Regions from separate parts of the Homo sapiens genome. Here regions 2, 3 and 4 are each linked to region 1. Evidence: chromatin contacts called from ENCODE Hi-C or POLR2A ChIA-PET data. All regions are on one chromosome and are shown on one strand. The core of a region is the stretch at or near the end of the contact, and the rest is flanking DNA. Distances in the headings are between cores, read along the strand shown. Region 1 holds the start of HNRNPC (heterogeneous nuclear ribonucleoprotein C). Region 2 holds the start of NGDN (neuroguidin). Region 3 holds the start of PABPN1 (poly(A) binding protein nuclear 1). Region 4 holds the start of PPP1R3E (protein phosphatase 1 regulatory subunit 3E).

Evidence for each region. Hi-C counts contacts between places; a loop is a spot of excess contacts on that map. ChIA-PET counts read pairs that join two places held with the same protein, here RNA polymerase II (POLR2A). Pooled maps may share reads with other maps.
Region 2: a loop to region 1 is called in a pooled map, with 24 times the contacts of the local background. The contact joins the promoter of NGDN here to the promoter of HNRNPC in region 1. A Hi-C loop is called at or near these places in 1 of 37 single-sample maps with no recorded cell type and 9 of 50 pooled maps. POLR2A ChIA-PET finds 5 or more read pairs at or near these places in 2 of 52 experiments (activated T-cell and naive thymus-derived CD4-positive, alpha-beta T cell).
Region 3: a loop to region 1 is called in a pooled map, with 16 times the contacts of the local background. The contact joins the promoter of PABPN1 here to the promoter of HNRNPC in region 1. A Hi-C loop is called at or near these places in 2 of 37 single-sample maps with no recorded cell type and 12 of 50 pooled maps.
Region 4: a map of prostate gland shows a loop between it and region 1 (8-fold over the local background). The contact joins the promoter of PPP1R3E here to the promoter of HNRNPC in region 1. A Hi-C loop is called at or near these places in 2 of 168 maps with a recorded cell type or tissue (naive thymus-derived CD4-positive, alpha-beta T cell and prostate gland), 3 of 37 single-sample maps with no recorded cell type and 14 of 50 pooled maps.

What each region holds. Positions count from the first base shown.
Region 1 is chr14:21,268,121-21,270,744 of GRCh38, forward strand. It overlaps HNRNPC (heterogeneous nuclear ribonucleoprotein C), which reads right to left and starts at 1,322. Exons shown (of 9, transcript NM_004500.4): 1 at 1,178-1,322. RefSeq lists enhancers at 801-1,425, 1,063-1,322, 1,426-2,051 and a silencer at 1,413-1,492.
Region 2 is chr14:23,468,406-23,471,029 of GRCh38, forward strand. NGDN (neuroguidin) reads left to right here and starts at 1,298. Exons shown (of 11, transcript NM_001042635.2): 1 at 1,298-1,322; 2 at 1,637-1,696; 3 at 2,501-2,572. The coding sequence starts at 1,311. RefSeq lists a silencer at 925-974 and an enhancer at 1,061-2,001.
Region 3 is chr14:23,320,158-23,322,781 of GRCh38, forward strand. It overlaps PABPN1 (poly(A) binding protein nuclear 1), which reads left to right and starts at 1,300. Exons shown (of 7, transcript NM_004643.4): 1 at 1,300-1,663; 2 at 2,024-2,138. The coding sequence starts at 1,313. BCL2L2-PABPN1 (BCL2L2-PABPN1 readthrough) reads left to right here. Exons shown (of 8, transcript NM_001387346.1): 4 at 2,024-2,138. RefSeq lists enhancers at 391-1,041, 730-799, 1,053-1,864, 1,865-2,624 and silencers at 1,200-1,629, 1,690-1,759.
Region 4 is chr14:23,301,552-23,304,175 of GRCh38, forward strand. It overlaps PPP1R3E (protein phosphatase 1 regulatory subunit 3E), which reads right to left and starts at 1,308. Exons shown (of 5, transcript NM_001276318.2): 1 at 609-1,308; 2 at 1-307. The coding sequence starts at 1,025. RefSeq lists silencers at 5-434, 445-504, 585-1,094.

The DNA of each region.
Region 1 (2,624 bases), core at 72-2,571:
TTAAAAAAAGCGATGTCCCAGATAAGTCAATGTGACACTAAAGATCTAAACAATTTTTTTTAACTTTTAAGTTTTTTATCAAATTTCAGCACCCAGCAAATAATAGGCACTGTTAATATTTGCTTAATATAACGTAGCTGTGAATTTTTGCCCACATTTAGGCGGACGGGAAAATTAACGCCAGAATATCCCGAAAGTCAAATTTTGTCATCTTACACTTAGGAAGTTACGTTAAAAAATTCTCAAGTCTCGTAGTATTTTTCTTAAGCGCAATTTGGGAATTTCCAGTTACCTCGTGGTTTCCGTCATCAGGTTCTTGGCAAAGATTGCAATACAGTAGTTTTAGAACTATATTAACTAGGTATTCCATTAACTAGGTAAAAACCACTCGACTGACCTCGTGGTCAAATTCCTTACTAGTGCTGCTACTGACTTAATATGACCCTAGCAACCAACACTTTTCTGCCTCAGTTTCCGTCTGAGAAAGAGAGTTAATACCTACCTCAAGCAAAGTTCCACTAACTTATATATTTCAAGTGTTTTGTAACCTGCAGATGAAAAGTCAGCTGTAAATATTAATATAGTTATATCACAATATTTCCTTTTACAAATGTAAGTGAAAATAACTACTTCGAGCTCCATCATTTGCTCATAGAGAGAAATAAAATAAAAAGTTATCAGTAAAATGCTGAATCTTTTGTTAAACCTTTCTCGTAGGCCACGCGGCACGATCCAGGATTTAAAGGCTCGCGATACATCTACTTGGTAACCTTCCCCCTTCCCCTCCCCCACTTTTTACATGTAAGAAGAACGGAGGTAATAGAAGGCATCGGCGCTACGTTAACTTCGACTATATTAATGAGCATCACGATCTTCATTTTCATGATCCCGTAGTCCTCGCGGTCGTAGAAAATGAAAGGAAAGCAGCCGTTAACACAGGAAGAGCGAAAAAAGGACATTTTCCCTGGCGATCGTGGCCTAGAGGACACCAGGTTAAACCTATACAGAGGCTGAGGCCTATAAAACTGCCCCCGGCTTCAACCTAATCCCCCAAAACAAGCAGAATAAATGAGGGCCCGGTTAGTTAGGGGGAAGGATTCCCACATCTTCTCTCCCACACCCCCTCTCGCTTCCCGAAAAACCCAGCGCCTTCCCTGCGTCCGCCCTCTCCACTTACCAAGAAGGGGAGGGAGAAGAGATTCGATTCTGAGTCTCCTACTCCCGGGTTCTGCGTAGAGAAGCCGACTGCTGCTGGAGGTCGGCAACGCGGCCACAACCGCTCAGTCTTCGTCTCTTCACAAAATGGCCCCCGAGTCTCCTCTGCCGCCGAGGCGAAGGCCTAGTCCCCGCCCCATTCCTGAGAATCTTCCTATTGGCTGTGCGTTTTTTCGCTCCCGCTCCTAATTAGACAGTTCAACCGCTCCTCACAATGATATCCAATCACAATTAGCAGTGGGTTAGACTAAGCAGGCGAATTTCCACATGCGTGAGAGAAACTAGTTTATAACTGGTTAGTTTTCCTGTCATTTATTGCCTGGAGAATGCTTATTGGCTATTGCACGGGACGACCCTCTGGGTGGAAACTCGCCTTTGTATCGCGCACCGTCTCACATCCGGGTATCTGGGAGGCCTGATTGGCGGCCGCGGCGTCCTATCGCTGCCCCTTAGAGTGCCTAGTAGAAGATCCGCCCAGACCTCGGATTTCCGGCTGCGCGGGGGCGGGGAAAGGGTTGAGGGGCGTAGTTAGGTGACGGGCGCAAAAGACCTGCCCCAGCCCCGGGCCTAGGGAAAAAAAAGCGCGAAATGAAGCCTCCGTTGTGCAATGTGAATAAAGAAAGGACTTTTCTTAAAATGAGGAGGGAGCAGCAGTGACTAGGCCTTGTTAAAGTGTGTAGAAAACTAACCAGTCCTGCAGTTTTTCCAACCCCAGACCCTTTCTCAGTTCCAGATTCGAATGTCAGCTACCTCGTAGACATCTGCTTCTTGGCCTATTAAACCCTTCTTCAGACAACACATGTTCCATCGAAACCAACTGACTTCCTTATTCCTCTCCAATATAAAAAGGAAGTGCAGAATCCTGGCCTCTGGCCCCAGGGCATCTAATATCTTAAGTGCCAGCAAAATTGGCCCATCCTTCCAAATCTGGTCCCTTAATTTCCCTCCTCTTGAAATGGCTTGTCTCCTACCTACCCCCGTCACCTGCCAGTCTCTCTGGTTACATTATAGGAACTGCGCACGCAGTGGGGTAGCATCAGCTCTACTAAGCCAGCGGTTTCTTTTTTCTTTTCTTTTTTTTTTTTTTTTTTTTTTTTTTTTGAGGCAGAGTCACTGTCGCCCAGGCTGGAGTGCAGTGGCGCGATCTTGGCTCACTGCAACCTCCGCCTCCCGGGTTCAAGCGATTTTCCTGCCTCAGCCTCCTGAGTAGCTGGAACTACAGGTGCGCGCCACCATGTCCAGCTAATTTTTGTATTTTTAGTACAGATGGGGTTTCGCCATGTTGGCCAGACTGTTCAGGTGATCCGCCCGCCTCTGCCTCCCAAAGTGATAAGATTATAGGCGTGAGCCACCACGCCAGACCACTTTAAACTATTTTAAAAAGCAAAGACGAAAAATATGGGAGAAAG
Region 2 (2,624 bases), core at 48-2,547, 2.2 Mb after region 1:
ACAAATCTTGATAAAACATTACAAAAGCTACTGGATAATTGACTAAGTATGCTGCAACAGCATCCTGAGCTTCCACAGTGGGCCTGAAGCAGCAAATTAAATGTTAGAGGAGTGGGGACTGAACACCCTCCTGCCTTCTTGAATCCAGCAAGATCTAGATACCAGGATTTCCTTACCTCACCTGCCCAGATACAGGTGTTATTCTTAATTCCAAAAGACAGCTTCAAGTCGGTAAGATCTGATTTCTAGACCCAGCTCTGTTGGACGAGTTGTGAACAAAAAATTATACACTATCATTCACCCTTTCGGTGCTTTATTTCCTAAGGCATGGGATGGGAACAATGAGTATCCGTCCAACCTACTTCACCAGCTTGTGAAAAACCAGAGTGAGAGAACACATCTGAAAGCACTGGGTAATGATGAGGCAGGTTATACTGAAACATGCACTGCCAGAGTTTGAACCAAGTTCTGCTGAAGACCTGTGTGACCGCGGTAAGTCATGTAAATATGAACCGTTCCCCAATTTGTAAAACGTATTCTTTTCATGTCCCCAAACTGGTAGGAGCGAAGAGTGTCGGGGCGTTATTGGAGCCGTTTCTCAGCGCTCCACAGTGCACACCAAGAGGGCAGGTGTCCTCGCACTCGGTTTCTAAACTCTGGCTCTGGGCTTCTCTAGCCTCGCTCTCTTATTTACAGATGAAGAAGGCTCAGAGACCGAGTGACTTGTCCACGGTCACACAAGGAGTAGTGTTACAGAATCGATTCCAGGGCCACCGGGTCTGTAAGGCATTTGGCGCGGTGGCCGTTGGATGAGCAGCCAGCAATGGCGGCTCTGCAATGTCGACACCGCAAAGCCAAGCCAAGGCCCATCACCTAGCGGCCGGTTCACGCACTACAAGAAAAGTGCCGTGAAAAAAGACTCTGGGTGCTGCGGCAGACGGGAGCCAATACGCGCTAAGTTCGCTCTGCTAATTCCTTTTTTCTATTGGTCCTTCCAACTGTCAATCAATTATTTGACTGTCTCTTATTGGCTTGCCGTCAATCATTTTACTCAGTCTACCAATCACACGCTCTTTGCCAAGTGCTTTTTTTCGTCCTGACGACTCTTTCTGAGTCTGACGAATTTAGCCAGTTCCTTTATTCCATTGGCCAGATCAGACTCCTCCTCTCGTTTATCCTGTTGGGGGCGGAAGTGAGAAAGCCCTTATTCGTATTGGCTTAGATTTGCAAGCGGCAGTTGTCTATCAAATCTATCAAGTCGCCCTTAGCGCTCAGGAAGTACGACACCGGAAGGGGTGGGCTTTGCGAAGATGGCGGCGCTGGTGAGTTTGGTGTGGTTTCTTCCTCGCGTAGCTATTGTGGAGTTGTCCTTTGCCTTCAGCGGCTGGAGGCAAACTGTTGGTACCAGGGAAGGGTGGTGATGAAAGTTGCTTCAGGGAGGCGGCCTCCCTAGAGTTACCGTTCCTGTCCGGTAACCCAAGGGGCTGGCTTTAAGGCGAGTCTGTGAACCCGAGTGTGAAGGCCCCGAGTCTGGGTGTCTGACGGAGAGAGGGCAGTTTCCCACCCTAGACGTTCCACTTTCCTATAATCCTGAGGAAAGAATGACTTTTCTTTACGCCTCCTCTCCCTTCTGTAGGGGGTGCTGGAGTCCGACCTGCCAAGTGCCGTGACACTTCTGAAAAATCTCCAGGAGCAAGTGAGTAGTGTCGCCTCTGGAATAAATTAGTCACGGATTGGCTTTGAGTTTGTGTACTTCACCTCAAAACTTTGGTGATTGAGATACGTGAATGCTTCCAAAAACCTTAGAGTAAAATGATGTAATCAAAACCTTTTCACGCCAGAATTCTAAGTAATTGATTCTGCACCCAAGGGAATACAAGAAACTCCAAAAAGAAATTATATGAATAGTTTTCCTTTATTCATATAGCTAAGGAAACCAGTGCTTGGAATGGTAACATGACTTGCCCTTTGGGTGCCCAGGTAATACACACTTATATACAGATGCTTCTCGACTTAACGATGGAGGTTATGGCCTGATAAACCCATTGTAATTCGAAAACCTCATAAGTCGAAATTTAGGCTTGATGCCGCTGCCCAGCATCACGAGAAAAGGACGGTTTCTACCGAATGCATATTTCTTTTACACCCTCGTAAAGTGGAAATTAAGTCATAAGTCGGGGAGTTATGTAGTTCTATGCATTGTAAGTTCAACTAGTACAAACAAAATTACAGTGCTTCAGTCACTACTCTCTCAGTCCTTTTCTCCTCCCTGTGGTTCAGTAAAAGATGGTCTCTTCTTTAAGAAGTGGAAAGTTTTTTTTTTTTTAAACTTTTTGAAGAACCATCTCTCCTATGCTTTCCGAGAAGTGAGAAGATAGTACTATACTTTAGACAGTGTTTCAGATAATTTTTAGGTGGCATTGTTTAGCTTTTGCTCTTCACAGTTTGCAGACATAATTTGATATAATCTAATCACTTGTTTTATTTGGGCTAATTTCAGGTGATGGCTGTAACTGCACAAGTGAAATCACTGACACAAAAAGTTCAAGCTGGTGCCTATCCTACAGAAAAGGTAAGATGTACTCAAACAGTAAGCATCCCCTGACTTAATGTTCTCAGTAGTT
Region 3 (2,624 bases), core at 50-2,549, 2.1 Mb after region 1:
CCTCTGGGATCTTGGGGGCTTGAGGGCTTAAATGAAGGGTGGCACCCAAATCCCCAATCAATGCCTGTTCAATCAACAAACATCTAACAGGACATTATGTGGTAGGCATATTGCCAGGCCGTGGAGATGCGAATATAAATAGGAACCGGCCCCTCATCTGCAGGCGCTCACAACCTAGTTAGGAAACAGTAAAACAATTAAGCGCGCCGTGGAGATAGGCCCACTTGTCCTGGGAAATGAGGGGAAGCTGGGGTTTGCAGTGGTTTGATTGAAGGGGGACTACATGTTAGAGGCACAGACTGGGTGCAGGTACACCCAAAGGAACGAGAAGAGTGGAAGGAAACAACATCCACAAAGTAACCACATGCTGGCGTATCGAAGGCCGTGATTTACGGTTTTGAGACTTTACCTCGCCAGCAAAGGGGGGCCAGTCTGTTAGCGGTGCAGATTGGAGGGGTGACATTGGAAGCTGTCCAGGAAAAAGAAAATGGAACTGGGGAGCAGAAGGCCTACGCAAGAGGGCGGGACAGACAGGACTTGTGACTAGTAGCTCTGGACTGAGGAATCCTCCCTGCTTTCTGGTGCGGGAGAGCTAGTGGATGATGGTGCCAATAACCTGGATGGGGAAAGTAAGCTCCCTCCTGGAATGCTTCATTCACAACCTCCATTTTCAGCAACATCCCATCTACTGGTGCTTCCTGGTCGAGATACAAGTTTCCTGAAACTGCTGCTCTGTTTTGGGCCTCACCCGGCCAACAGCTCACTAGCTGGCAAGCAGTAGTATCAAGATGGCGGCCCCCTAGGACTGGCTAGTCATGTGACCTCGGGTTTCCCAAGTTTGAAGCCCGGCAGTCCTTTCGGGGGCAAGGTTCACCTGTCACGAAACGAGTGTCACCCCTTCGACTCTCGCAAGCCAATCGGCATCTGAGACTGGGCCACTGCGGTGAGGCGATCGGAAGATTGGTCCTTTCCAGTCGCCTAGCTAGGGCCAATCACGGAGCGTCCCATACTTCGCGGGCCCGCCCGTAGGCCGGGGAGAAGCAGGAATATCGTCACAGCGTGGCGGTATTATTACCTAAGGACTCGATAGGAGGTGGGACGCGTGTTGATTGACAGGCAGATTTCCCCTACCGGGATTTGAGAATTTGGCGCAGTGCCCCGCCTTAGAGGTGGGGCCTTATTTGATTGCCAAGTAATATTCCCCAATGGAGTACTAGCTCATGGTGACGGGCAGGCAGCTTGACTAATGAGTCCTCGGCGTGGCCGGCGCAGCTCTCCAATCGCCGGGCGGCGGGCCCCAGTCTGAGCGGCGATGGCGGCGGCGGCGGCGGCGGCAGCAGCAGCGGGGGCTGCGGGCGGTCGGGGCTCCGGGCCGGGGCGGCGGCGCCATCTTGTGCCCGGGGCCGGTGGGGAGGCCGGGGAGGGGGCCCCGGGGGGCGCAGGGGACTACGGGAACGGCCTGGAGTCTGAGGAACTGGAGCCTGAGGAGCTGCTGCTGGAGCCCGAGCCGGAGCCCGAGCCCGAAGAGGAGCCGCCCCGGCCCCGCGCCCCCCCGGGAGCTCCGGGCCCTGGGCCTGGTTCGGGAGCCCCCGGCAGCCAAGAGGAGGAGGAGGAGCCGGGACTGGTCGAGGGTGACCCGGGGGACGGCGCCATTGAGGACCCGGTGAGGGAAGGAGGGCGAGCGAGCAGGCCGGCGGCTGGCCGGCCGGGTCACTGGAGGCCCAGAGCTCGGGCGAGCGGGTGGCAGGCGGGGGGTGGGGTTGGGCGGGGAATAACGTGGCTGGGGCCGGGTCGGGCCGGGGATGGGTCAGCGATCACTACAAGGGGCCCGACTGGCTTGATTCGGGCGTCACGGTTGCCTAGTGTTGTTCTAGAGAGGGTAGCTTTTCTTTTATCACGACCCTCGCATGGGGCGAGGGAAATGGCCGAGCATGGCTGAGGCCGCGCTCTGGCCGAGAGCAGGGCACAGCCCCTGCGTTGGTTCCTCTTAAGCTGTCCTCCATACCCTCCCCACTTATATTAGGAGCTGGAAGCTATCAAAGCTCGAGTCAGGGAGATGGAGGAAGAAGCTGAGAAGCTAAAGGAGCTACAGAACGAGGTAGAGAAGCAGATGAATATGAGTCCACCTCCAGGCAATGGTGAGTAACTGGCGGTTGCACGCGGAGCCCGGGTTCTCGGGTTGGAAGGGTTGTGGGGAGGATGGGGAATGTGGGGTTAGATACTCGGCACCCTGGAGCTGCTTGTCTGAGCTATTATGACTGTGCCGCGGTCATAGTCCGTTGTGTGTTCCTCTGACCTTTGTGAGGCAGAACGTATATTTTGGTGGTGGTAGCCTTGTGCCTCCCTTTGTGCCTGTTATAATTGTGTTGCTCTTTGTTCTTAGTCTACGTCTATCTTTCTTTGTAGAGGTTGCGTGCTCGCATTTGACCTTCAAATCTAATAGTTTTTCCTCCAATTGGAGACGCTTTAGGATTCTAAGAGAAAGCAAGCTGCAAGGGGTTTCCCCTTTAATCTAGAAATGTGGAGTCTCAGCCCACTTAATTTTGCTCACTCTTAAAAGCATTTCAACCAAAGCCATTCATTAGGGATTTGATTTGGAGGCAGGAGGGATTCCTATACTGTTT
Region 4 (2,624 bases), core at 58-2,557, 2.0 Mb after region 1:
CACGGTAGCGCAAGGCGAAGAGCAGGGCGCCCCCAATCGGCGGCGCGGGCAGGCGGAAGGCGAAGCGGTCGGCGCGCGGCGGGGGCGGGGCCGGACCGGCGTAGGCGGCTGGCGCCTCGCGTTGGCTCCGCCAGCCGTCGGCGCTCCAGCGCACGCTCACGCGCTTCTCGTAGGCCAGGTCCACCACGCGCGCGCTCCCGGCCACGCCCAGCGGGCCCGCCTCGGCGCGTTCCAGGCAGATGCGCTGCGTCAGCAAGCGGGCGGCGAAGCCGGGCTCGCTGGCCGGCTCCAGGGCGGCGCGCGCCTCCTGGGGGAAAGAAGAAGCGGGAGGAGGGAGCCCAGGGCGGAGAGAGGGGAGAGACAGGGGGCGGTGTCAGAGCAAGGCACTGGACCAATCAGAGGCCGACCCCGGCGTCCAGGCCGGCAGAGTGCGGCCCAGCTGCCAGGGTGGCCTAGAGCCACTCGCAGATGGGGTCCCCAAAAGGGATGGGCAGGCGCAAGCCCAGGGATGGGATGGAGATGGGTGCTCTTTGGCAAATCCACTCCCACAAGCCCGCTGCGGCCGACTGGAGGAGGTCCCCAGGAGGGGAGGTGCCCCCGCCGCCTACCTGGAGGCCGCGGGCGCGGGGCTGGCAGGGCGCGAAGTGGCGGAGGGCGTCCCTCTGCAATTGGATCTGCACGTGGCGGGGCACCCGGGGCAGCTCACCGGGACGGAAGCGGCGCACGACAGCCAGCTCCAACCCCAGTGCGTCGGCGAAACGCACTCTCTTGCGGGTGTCTGGGCTACGGCTGCGGGGCGCCCGGGCCCCGCCGCCTCCGGCTGGTGCAGATCGGGCCCGGCGGCCCCGACTCGGTGCGTGAGCGCGGGATCGGGCCCCGAACCGCGTCCCGCCCTCGCCTGGCTCCTCCTCCGGCTCCTCCTCGAGGCTGGGCCGCTGGCTACGGTAGTAGGCGCGCTCCGTTAGCGCGGCGATGAAGCTCAGGTTGCGGGGAATGTCGGTGCCCGGGGGCCGCTCACGGGACATGGCAGCCCCTTCCCCGGCGGGGCCAGCTCGCAGCGCCACCGCGCTCCCCTCTCTTCCTCTCTCCCGCCCGCCCCGCGTCAGCGCAGAAGTCGCTGGGTCCGCTTCTGCAGCCCCTCGCTGCTGTGTATTCTCCTTGCAGACACCTCCAGGATCCTCCACCTCCCGTTGCTTTGCCTCTCCTCTGTGACCACCCTTCCCTCCCTCTGGCCGTCAGCTTCCAGGGTCTTAGACTATCACATCCTGCCTCCTGCTAGCGGTCTGCTCTGAGCGTGCGCTCAACTGCACTCACCCTCCGGTTCCAAGGCCCTCACGGCCCGGGCGCCCCCGCCCACAGCCCTCTGACAGGTGGCTCCGCTTGTCTTCGCTGCTGCACCAGGGGGCGGGGACTCCACCTTTGCGGTCCCGAGTGAAGCTACTCAACCTTTTAAAAAAAACATCCACGGACGGGACGCGATGGCTCACGCCTCAAATCCCAGCACTTTGGGAGGCCGAGGTGGGAGGATCGCTTGAAGCCTGGAGTTCAAGACCAGCCTGGGCGTCATAGTGAGACCCCTGATCTCTACAATAATAATAATAATAAAATGTAAAAAGTCCTCAACTTTTCCGGCACAGCACAGGAAAGGTTAACGCCGGGAAGAAAAAATAACCTTTCATTTTCTTGCAGGGGAAGGTTCAAAACGCCCAGCATGTGACTTTATCTTTGGGGTTCACTGTTTTCTTTTCTGAAACCTAGGCTCCTGGTTTGGGCAGGGGGTGGTGGTGCGTGCAAAGAAGGAAAGGTCATGAAAGCTAGGTAGAGTCTTTCAAATAGAAGGTGAGAATATGGCACCCGAACTGAGAACTGCAGGAAGACCTAGCTTCTAGTGACCTTGAGCAAGCAAGGCATAACTTCTCTGGAGTCAGTGTTCTCGTGTGTGTGTGTGTGTGTGTGTGTGTGTGAGTGTGAGATGGAGTCTCGCTCTGTCGCCCAGGCTGGAGTGCAGTGGCGTGATCTCGGCTCACTGCAACTTCTGCCTCCCCGGTTCAAGCGGTTTTCCTGCCTCAGCCTCCTGAGTAGCTGGGATTACAGGCGTCCACCACCACGCCCGGCTAATTTTTGTATTTTTAGTAGACACGGGGTTTCACCATCTTGGCCAGGCTGGTCTTGAACTCCTGATCTCAGGTGATCTGCCCGCCTCGGCCTCCCAAAGTGCTGGGATTACAGGTGTGAGCCACCCCTGAACTCAGAGCCATACTCTGAACTCAGTGTTCTTATCTGTAAAAAAGTGGTGGAGTTCTGATTTCTAATCCAAGTGTAAGCCCTTTGAGGGCAGGGGCTTTGTCTGATTCATGGTGAGTTTTAGTATATGGTAGGCACTCAAATTATTGAATGAACAAGCACCCAACAACTCTCTTGGAGTTGGGACTGTGGAATTATAGGTCCAGTGGGAGCTTCCAAGAAGGGCAGAGCTGGCTTTTTCCCCTTTCATTTTTTTTTTTTAACATTAGTGAAAAAAAAAAGTGAAGTTGTTTTTAGTTTTTTTCTAACTTTCCTACTGATCTAATATAGCACTTACAATGTGCTAGGTACTGTTGTAAGGGTTTTACAAATACTAACCC